Linked DNA regions of Homo sapiens: region 2 is linked to region 1. A link is a contact called in ENCODE Hi-C or POLR2A ChIA-PET data. All regions are on one chromosome and are shown on one strand. The core of a region is the stretch at or near the end of the contact, and the rest is flanking DNA. Distances in the headings are between cores, read along the strand shown. Region 1 overlaps RNF4 (ring finger protein 4). Region 2 overlaps ZFYVE28 (zinc finger FYVE-type containing 28).

The links. A loop is a pair of places that touch in the nucleus more often than their neighbours do. ChIA-PET counts read pairs that join two places held with the same protein, here RNA polymerase II (POLR2A). Pooled maps may share reads with other maps.
Region 2: a loop to region 1 is called in a pooled map, with 2.2 times the contacts of the local background. The contact joins two enhancer-like sites. A Hi-C loop is called at or near these places in 1 of 50 pooled maps. POLR2A ChIA-PET finds 5 or more read pairs at or near these places in 4 of 52 experiments (PC-9, Panc1, activated CD8-positive, alpha-beta T cell and 1 more).

What each region holds. Positions count from the first base shown.
Region 1 is chr4:2,482,959-2,487,899 of GRCh38, forward strand. The region is part of intron 1 of RNF4 (ring finger protein 4); the gene reads left to right. Among named protein-coding and RNA genes, the nearest start is that of RNF4, 16 kb to the left of the region's middle. RefSeq lists enhancers at 2,327-2,606, 3,110-3,611. Within about 2 kb of position 2,238, at least 24 of the 41 ENCODE cell types and tissues checked have a DNase peak (open chromatin) inside an H3K27ac peak, as active enhancers do.
Region 2 is chr4:2,330,300-2,335,240 of GRCh38, forward strand. All of the region lies in intron 6 of ZFYVE28 (zinc finger FYVE-type containing 28), which reads right to left. Among named protein-coding and RNA genes, the nearest start is that of MXD4, 71 kb to the left of the region's middle. RefSeq lists enhancers at 1,429-2,226, 2,227-3,024, 3,015-3,094, 3,025-3,822, 3,345-3,404 and 2 more. Within about 2 kb of position 3,277, at least 4 of the 41 ENCODE cell types and tissues checked have a DNase peak (open chromatin) inside an H3K27ac peak, as active enhancers do.

The DNA.
Region 1 (4,941 bases), core at 988-3,487:
AGCCCTTGCTGAGAGCCGGAAACATTGGTTCCAGTTCCTCCTGGGGTGAAGGTTTGTTTTGCCTTTATTTAATAGCACTCATACCTGTAAGAAGGGACATGCTCTCCAGCCCTTCTGATATAATACCTATTTATTACTTGATTTGTTGATCATCTTTCCAGCTAGGATATATGCTCCATGGGTAGTTTTTTGTTGCTGTTTCCCATCCCATTCCTAGCCCCTGGAGCAGTGCCTTACCCAGACTAGGCACCTGTGAATAGTTAGCAAATTAGTTGATAGAGCTGCCTTCTGGGTGCTAGGAACCATACTGGGTGTTTCATTCAGCGGTCACTGGTTCCACAGAGGTGAGGTGTTCTACTCAATTAAAGATGTGGACACTGAGGCACAGAAGGCAAGTATTTGTCCAAGGCTGTAGGGCTTATTGGCCAGCCACATCATTGCTGACCGCTTAACCACATACCCTCATTTGTATAATGAGCAAGAGGCTCATATTTCTTCTGAGTATTAAGGTGTGGTTATTGATATGACTGAGGGTATCAAAGTTCTGTTTAAGAGGTGTTTGTGAACAGGTGCGGTGGCTCACACCTATAATCCCAGCACTTTGGGAAGTCAAGGTGGGCAGATCACTTGAGGTCAGGAGTTGGAGACCAGCCTGGCCAACATGGCAAAGCCCCATCTCTACTAAAAATACAAAAATTAGCCGGGCATGGTGGTGGGTTCCTGTAATCCCAGCTAGTTGGGAGGCTGAGGCACAAGAATTGCTTGAACCTGGGAGGTGGAGGCTGCAGTCAGCCAAGATCACACCACTGCACTCCAGCCTGGGTGACAGAACAAGACTGTGTCTCAAAAAAAAATTATTTGTTTTTATTGATTTTTATTTATTTATTTATTTTGAGACTGAGTTTCACTTGTTGCGCAGGCTGGAGTGCAATGGTGCGATCTCGGCTCACCTCCACCTCTTGGGTTCGAGCGATTCTCCTGCCTCAGGTTCCCGAGTAGCTGGGATTACAGGCGCCCACCACCACACCCAGCTAATTGTTGTATTTTTAGTAGGGGGTGGGTTTCACCATATTGTTCAGGCTGGTCTCGAACTCCTGGCCTCAGGTGATCCCCCCCCGCCTCGGCCTCCCAAAGTGCTGGGATTACAGGTGTGAGCCACCATGCCTGACCCAGGTCTCTTATTTTCAGTGGGTAATTGTATCAGACTCTGCCTCCCAGGTGGGGTTTGAGGGTTCTGTGTACCTGGTGTAGGCCTAGGCTAAACAGAAGAGCTTCTCGTTAGAGCATCTCCCTGTGGACTGGCTGCAGAGTTACGATATCATTCTGGTTCTGCTGTGCTCCCCACTGCCCCTTTTCAGCTGACTCTTTGCTCATAGGAATACAGTGGTATGAGATAGGGTCATAGAATTTGGTTCCAGTCTAACACTCTTCCTGTTTCCTGCCCGCCTGTATGTCTCTATCCATTAGCAGACTCCTTTATGTATGATAGAGACACATGCACATATGCATACACGGACAGTCCCTGACTTACAGTGTTTCATTTAGAATTTTTCAACTTATGATTTATTGGGAGTTAGCCCCATTGTACGTCAAGGAGCATCTGCACATCGTATACATATATACCATGAATACACATAATTATATGTCACACTCCTGCTAGAGTGGGGGGGGTCAATATCTGAAGTGCTTATAATAGCTTTATTGGGGGGGACCTCTAAGAAAAACAGAATAATTACTTAGACCTTAAATAATAAATCTATAAGAATGAAGAAAGCCCCAAAGCCCTTCCAGCTTCCATCCCGTCAGTCACCTCTCTGTCCTATACTCTGCCACTACCCCGAGCCTCATGGCTTTCTTCTCACCTGGGCTACCCTGAGTCTCCTCCTTGGTCTACAGTCTGACTTGTTCAGTCTCCCATCTGTTCTCACCAGACACAGGTGACATGGTCTCTAAATGCAGATCTCAACATGTCATCTCTGTCCCAAAACCCTCGATGGCCCTGTCCTGAGGGTGTAGTCAGTGAGGCTTGTTAGGAACCCTCGGCACCTTTGTTGTCCTCCACACAGTGCTCGTGTGGGACATCCCTGCTCCCTTCCGCCCACCCCACCCACATACATTGTTTCTTAATTAACTCCTCCTGTCACTTGAGGCCCCATTCAGCACTGCTTCCTCTAGACAGCCCGGCTTGATCCTCAGCGCGTTTGGGCTGGGACTGCGACTCCTTTGCTGCTGCTTCCACTTGCTTAGGTCACCAGCGTCCCACTTCCGTGTTTGAGCTCACTGGCCGCCTTTCAGTTCCCCAGCCTGTGCATTGCAGCTGTTCACTGCTTCCTCCTCCTTGAAGAAGGAGGTTTTGTCTGAGTGACGGCTCCAGGTTCTCCTAGCTTTGTTTCTTTTAAATTCTCTTTTACAGATTCTATCTACCTGCCTCCCCAAGTTTTCACACATTCTGAAATCTCTACGTCCATCCGAGTTCTCACTCTTGAGTTTCCAGCTACCTTGGGCCCTTTCTCCCTGGGTGTCTCACACCCTGCTTTTCTAAAACTACACTCAGCACCTGTTTCTGTTCTCCCTTCCCTCATTGGGTTTTATGGCCTCATTCTTGCAGAGTAAGAAGCTAGATACCTTGGCGTGAGTTGTTTCTCCTTTCACCTTGGAAGCTTTAGGAATACCTAGCATCCGGCTCTCCTGACCATCCCCAGTTAGGAATGACCACTTCTCTACCCCAGCTCCTCTTTTCTCAGTGGCAGGGGCGCCATCAACACCCCACTCTTACCCTCATTTATTCCTTCAATAAATATGAGCATCTGCTTTGTGTAAGGTCTTAGCTAGGTAGAAAGTAAATAGAGCCTTGTCCTCGTAGCGCTTACCTAAGTGAGAGCATACTGGACGAGAGACTGGAGGATGGTGGGGCCCTTTCTTGAAATGGAGTATATGTTGGCGGAAGGAGGAGGCAAGGGTTCCTTTTGGAACACACTAAATTTGAGAAATCTGAAAAATCACCGTCAGTGTTCCCGCTAGTTTCTGGAATTGATGTATTTGATTCTGGCACTAACATACCTATTTGAGGGTGTGGGTCTTGGTATCAGACTGCCCTGGTTTAAGTCTAGGCTCTGTTTACTAGGTGTGGATGACTTTGGGGAAGTTCCTTAACTTTAATCCTTAGCTGCTTCATGGGTAAAATGGGGAACATAACAGTGCTTATTTCCTTACTGGGTGATGTGAGGAGCACATGTGGTGATATTAATATTTAGGAAGCGCAGTGCCTTGTGCAGATGCAGAGAAGGCACCTCTCAGCTGTTGTTAGTTTTCTTATTCCATTGGACTCTCACCTGCATGATCCAGAACCCTTTGTAGTTGGTGAGGGCTACTTTCCCATGACCGCTAAGGTCTCCATTCACTCTGCATTTCTACGTCCCCACCACGCTGGGATGCTCTGCTGGAAATGCTCCTGTCTCACCTCAGTGCCCTGGTGAAATCCAGCCTCTTGGTGGCTTATCCCCAAGACCAGCCTTCCAAATTCCTTTGAACTCTGACTCCTGACCCTTACTAAACCCAAAAGAGAGAGAAAAACCAGATTTGGGGTGAATTGCTGTATGGGCCAGGGCATGGAGAATGAGGGGGCTCCAGAAAGCTTCCCAGGGAAGTAGTAATGGTCTAGCTGGGCCTGCAGGGATGCAGGAGGCTGGTTTCAGAGTGGTGAGGGGTGTGCAGGCCAGGACAGCCACAAGGCACATCTTCAGCAGCCGTATTTGGAAGCCTCAATATCAGTGAAGTGGGAGGAGAGAGGCTTAGGAACAGCCTGGGTGTGGACATCAGGTGTTTCCCTTTGCTCTGCAGGCTGATTTCTCTGTCTTCCTTTGTCAGTAGCTTCTCTTTTCTAAATTCTAAGACACGCTATTGATGTGGCGGGGAGAACAAGCCCCTATATGATAGATGTGCACCCAAATGTAAGATATTTCTTGAGATCAGAAACATTCGTGGATATGAGAACCCAGGACATGTGGTGGATCTGGGACTGTCGTGTGGTCTGAATGATCTTGTGAGTCCTAAGGTGATGTCGAGGCACCTCCCACCTCTGTTGAAACCAACTAGACAAGTCTTTTCCTAGCCAGAGCCTCTTCCCTGAATGTCTGTTTAAAGTTGAACACTTACCAGGTGAGGTGTTGCTTTGAGAAGCATTTGTGCTCCGGGCTGGAGTGCAATGGTGCAGTCATGGCTCACTGCAGTCTTGACCTCCTGGGCTCAGGTGATCCTCCTGTCTCAGCCCCTGGAGTAGCTGGGACTACAAGTGTGCACCGTCACATCTGGCTATTTTTTTAATGTGTTTTTATTTTTATTTTTTGAGACAGAGTCTCTCTCTGTTGGCCAGGCTGGAGTGCAGTGGTGCCATCTTGGCTCATTGCAACCTCCGCCTCCCGGGTTCAAGTGATTCTTGTGCCTTAGCCTCCTACGTAGCTGGGATTATAGGCGCACACCACCACACCCGGCTAATTTTTATATTTTTAGTAGAGACGGGGTTTCGCCATGTTGGCCAAGCTGGTCTTGAACTCCTGATCTCAAGTGATCTGCCTGCCTCAGCCTCCCAGAGTGCTGGGATTACAGGCATGAGCCACTGCCCAGCCTCATTATTTTAATTTTTTTATAGAGACAGGATCTCACCATGTTAACCAAGCTAGTTTCCAATTCCTGGGCTCAAGAGATCCTCCCTCTTCAACTTCCCAAAGTGCTGGGGTTATAGGGCATGAGCCACTGTGCCTGCCCCATTTGTGCATTCTGTTGAGAGCACCCGTAGTCCCATAGTATGGGCCAGCCTAAGGAGATGCAAGTCACCCTTTATTAGAGTGAAACAGTGAAGGGGATTTCCCCTCTAAACCATTGAGGTCAAGCTAGAGAATGAGGCGCTCAGGGAGTGAGATACAGTATGCCATTTTCTCAGAA
Region 2 (4,941 bases), core at 2,027-4,526, 150 kb before region 1:
AGAGTAAGTCACGCAACCTGCTGGTGGGAGAGGGCTTGGGTGAGCGGTGCAGTGGTGGGGACATCGCAGAGGGAGGTACAGCAGGGAGTAGGGGACAGTGCAGAGGAGAGGACAGCACGGAAGAGGGGACATCATGGAGGGGACAGCACGGAGGAGGGAACATCATAAAGGAGGGGACAGCATGGAGGAGGGGACAGTGCAGAGGAGCACAGGGGAGAGGACATTGCAGAGGAAGGGACAGCATGGAGGAGGGGACAGCATGGAGAATGGGATAGCATGGAGAATGGGATAGCATAGAGGAGGGAACAGCATAGACAAGGGGACAGCATAGAGGAGGGGACAGTGTAGTGGAGGGGCCAGCACCATGGAGAGGACAGCATGGCCAAGAGGACACTGGAGCAGAGGGGACAGCGTGGAGGAGGAAACATCATGGAAAAGGGGACAGTGCGGGGGAGGGGACAGTGTGGCAGTAGGGATAGGACAGTCAAGGGGACCCTGAGCGAAGGGGACAGCATGGTGGAGACCCAGGGCAGCGGGTGCGTGGGGACTGGGGAGAGAGGACTGGTGTGGGCACGGTGCAGGCAGATCACGGTGGGAGCTCCGGCAAGGGTCTGAGCAGGGCAGAGATGACACCTTGTTTTGACACAGGTGGATGGGTGAGGGCCCCTGAAGAGGATCCGGCAACCATCCTGCAGGCCACGTGGGCGGTGGCTCCTGCACGTGTTCTGGGATGGGCTGGAAGGAGGGGGCTGGGGAGGAAGGCAGGGGTAGACGCTGGGATGGGCTGGAAGGAGGGGGCTGGGGAGGGAGGGAGGGGTAGATTCTGGGATGGGCTGGAAGGAGGGGCTGGGGAGGAAGGGAGGGAGGGGTAGAGGAGAGGGGCCTGGGTTCTGCACAGGTCCGGTCTGGGAAGCGTCGCACACACACAGCTGTGAGTGCAGACGGGCGAAGCCGCAGCGAGGCGGGCAGGCAGGTCTGTGCTGATGGGGACTGGGAAGTGACCACTGGGTCTAGAGGTTTTATTTCATTTCTTCCTTTAAAGGAACTGTTTTAAGGCCGGGGCTGGGCACGGTACCTCATGCCTGTAATCCTAGCACTTTAGGAGACCAAGGCAGGCAGATTGCTAGAGCCCGGGAACTCGAGACCAGCCTGGACAACACAGCAAGACCCTGTCTCTATTTTTTTTTTAATTAAAAAATAAAAATAAAAAGTTAAAAACAAAAAAAAGAAACTGTTTTAAGATAAATCCCCAAAAGTAAAACCAGTTTGTCAAAGAGTCTGAGCCTCGTGGAGACACTCTCCCCAGGACGCGTGTCTCAATCAGCAGGAGGGACTGACTGGATGCAGGTCTTAGGGAGGGGACAGGCTGAGGGGTGCAGGGCAAGTGGGGCCCCTCCCCTACGGCTCAGAGCAAGTCCCCACAGGGGTGACCCCCAGTTTTTGTCCTCACTGCCTGGTAAGGCCAGACCCCACCAGGCTGGGGACACCCTAAACAGGGGGAAGGGTGCCACCCAGCACTCCCTTCCACCTCCCCCTGCCAATCTGAAGGCCTCAGTTTACCACTGCCTCTGCCCCAGGCAGGCCTCCTCTGCCAGCCACAGAACTAGAGTTTTCTGCTTTCTTGTGTCACAGGTGAATAGCAGGCTCTGACCCTCGGGTGGGCTTGGTTCTGCCGCCTCCAGCTGTTGACCCCCAGCGGTGCCTTCGCCACTGGGAGCCCCTCAGAAGGGGACGGGAGCCTGGCCCGCAGCTCATGCTTGGTAAATGTGGCATCACTGTTCTGACACTGTGTGCTGGAGAAGGGACTGGGGCTCTCGGGCAGCAGCACAGTCACGGGCAGGAGCCACAGAGGAGCTCCACCCTCAGCTCCTGCCCCGCTCAGCACCCCTGCCTCCCCTCTGCTCTCAGTGTTCCCTGGGGGTCACCTGGGGGGTCCCAGGATGCCCACTTCACAGAGGCAGGATCCTGCGAGGGTGTGGGCCCAGGAATGCAGGCTAGAGGGGTCTTCATTTCTGCAGAAGTTCCTGCGGCCCCCTGGTCCTTGCTCGAGCCCTGGACTTGCCCCTGAGCATACACCACCTGCACCAACGTGCCCCTGCCTGCCACCTGCACAGCTCCCACCTCTGGGCCGGCTGCCCTGGGGAGCCTCTCCCTCACGCCTTCAGCTCCTGTCCACCCCATGGGGTCCCTGCACTGAGTCCCCCTTCCAGCATCCAGAACATTCCACAGCACTGTGGGTCAGCCCATCTGTCCATCTCCCTGGTACAAGCACAGGGCGAGGTATGCAGTAGGCACTCAATACTTGCTCACTGAATGAACACAGGAAGGAGCAGGTTCTGGGCCCCACCACGGGCAGCTGTGGCCTCTGCCTGTCCGGCTCAAAGCGGTCGCTGTGGATGACGAGGAACAAGACGGGATCCGCTGGTGGTGCAGGGCTGCAGGGCCCCAGTGAGCATCCCAGAGGGGCGGCCTTAGGAACAGCTGCCCACTCAGCACTCACCCGCTCAGCACTCACCCGCCCTGCTCGAGGCTCGCTGCACAGAGGGTTGCAGTGGCAGCCTGGTGCACCCCACGGTTCCTCGTATCCACAGCCTGGCTCTGTGGCTAGATGCCTGCCTCTGTGGGGGCTCACAGCTGGCCACCCCCCTGGACAGGCCTGCTCCCTGGACTCTGGCTTTGGGCTCTTATGCCCTCTCGCCCTTCCTCCCTCCTTCAATCCAAGCCCCCTTCACCTCCTGGGGGTCCCTCACTCCCTTTCCAGGCTCTCCCACTGTCCTGAGCCCGAGGGGACCCCACGCCAGTGCCTCCAGGAGGGGACCCGCGGGACAAAGCCTCTGCCAACAGAAGCTCCAGCCTCCCTCCCCAACCTCCCTCCCTTGGCCTCCCCCGCAGCACTGGCCTCCCCTGCTGCCCTTCCCTGACCCCCCCTGCTGCCCTTCCCTGACCCCCCACACTCCCCCACCTCCCTCCCCAAGCTGCCCCCCCACCTCCCTCCTCTGGCCTCCCCTACCCTGATCCCCCAGCCCCCGCCTCCCCTTGCCTCCCAGGATGAAAGCCTAGGACAGAAGGAGGAGCAGAGGTTTGGCCACCAGCAGGTGGACTGAGGTCGGCAAGCAGGACACAGATGATACTGGTTGGGGGAAGTGGCTGCTGTTCTGCGGTCGCCTGTACTCGGGCAAACACGGGCAGCAGACTCAGTGTGAAAGTCCCGAAACACAGTATGCCTGGGGTGCGGCCTGCGGGGAGGGTCACCTGGGGTCACCTGCACACTCCAGGCCCGACCTTTAAGAGGAAGTCCAGCCAGGGCTCACCGGCTCATTGACACGGGCATGAGTGGGCGGGTGGCTTGGTGCCACACCTCAAAGCACTCGCGGAGAACTTTTTACAAGGACAGCAGAGCTGTTCATTTGCTGTGAGTGCCCTTGGGACAAGGAGACACCTGTACCTGAGGCAAAGGCTCACAGCGCCCTGCGCCCTGGTGGAAACAAGGCCGGCTCGCAGGATCTTTGCTGTTCTGTTTTTTAAACAAAGAGAAGAATAAGGACCAAAACTGCCTGTCATTTTCTTCAAGTGAGTTTGGCCACAGAGAGACACTTGTCTAGAAAAGAAAAACAATGTCACCAAATCCTGTGGCCCATGGGAAGGGGCGCTCTGTGCTCTGGGGTGGCCTCTCCCCGCCAGGACACTTCCCTCCAAGCCACCTTGTCGCTGGCCACTGGGGACACCCTGCCCTCCAGCCCTGAGGTCTTCAGGTGAAAGGAAGTTCCCTGAGTCTAACGGCAGGAGGATTTCCGAGCCTCCCTCTGGCGCGATGTGAGGCTCACTCTCTCTGGTTTGCTAACTTTGTGAAAGACGCAACCTCTGCGAGGACACGGGAAGGACGGCGCAGGAAACAGGCCAGGCCCTGAGCTATTGGAGGGGACTCTGGGGAGCCAGGGCCCAGCAGATAGAGACCACGCTGGAGCCCTCCCGGAGGAGGTGGCACCAGGACCTAGGGGAGTGAGCGGCCTGGCCCAGGGGTGTCCAGACTGGCCCCGGCAGCAGCCCCCATTGCTCCCCACTCCAACAAGGGGTGTTCGGCGCATCCTGGGGTTAAGCACTTCTGTCCCCTGCAGGCCCCGCCGCTGGCCCTAGCCCACTGCACTGCCACCGCCCCGCGTGCTCCCACCTCTGCACCCCCATTTCCCACGGGAGGGGTATCCATGCTCAACCCCAGTGCACTGCCACGTGTGCCTGTGCCCCGGGGTCCCCTGGGGCTCCTCAGCATGGCCTCAGTGAGGTCTCTCCAGCCTGAGCCTGGACCAGTCGTGGCCTCTGTGCCCACCCCCCACTCCCCGACCACTTCACTGACATCCACATCTCCACGGGCATCTCTCTCAAGGGCTCCCCATCCCCTACTCTGCCCAGTCCCACACCTGCTGGCCGCTGCCCACTGGACCCTCCCCCTTCCCCCTCCCCTTCCCCCTCCCCACTTCCGCCTCCCCTCTTCCCCCTCCCCTCTTCCCCCTCCCCTCTTCCCCCTCCCCTCTTCCCCCTCCCCTCTTCCCCCTCCCCACTTCCGCCTCCCCCCCAGCTGCAAGCTCCACTAAGCTCTCTGTGGTCCACTCACTCCTCCGCCCCCGTGACCATCCGCCTGGCAGGGGCATGGGGAATCCCCGTCTGGAGTCAGGGTGTGGATGAGCAGCCTGACCCCTGGGCTCTAACCTTGGCCCCAGACAGCTCAGAGACGCTAAGCAGGTGACCCCGCGCATCCTGCCTCGGTGGATTTCAGGCCTGAGCTTCCATGTGCTGTGTTCACGTCCTTGAGCCCCACAGGACCCTACAGGCTGCCTTGAGTTCCCTGCTCTCCCAGACGGCCCCGCTGGCAGGAAAGGTTCCACACAGGTATTCCATCAGCCAGACCAACTGCCCCCACCTGCCCTTCAACCCAATGTGCTTCAC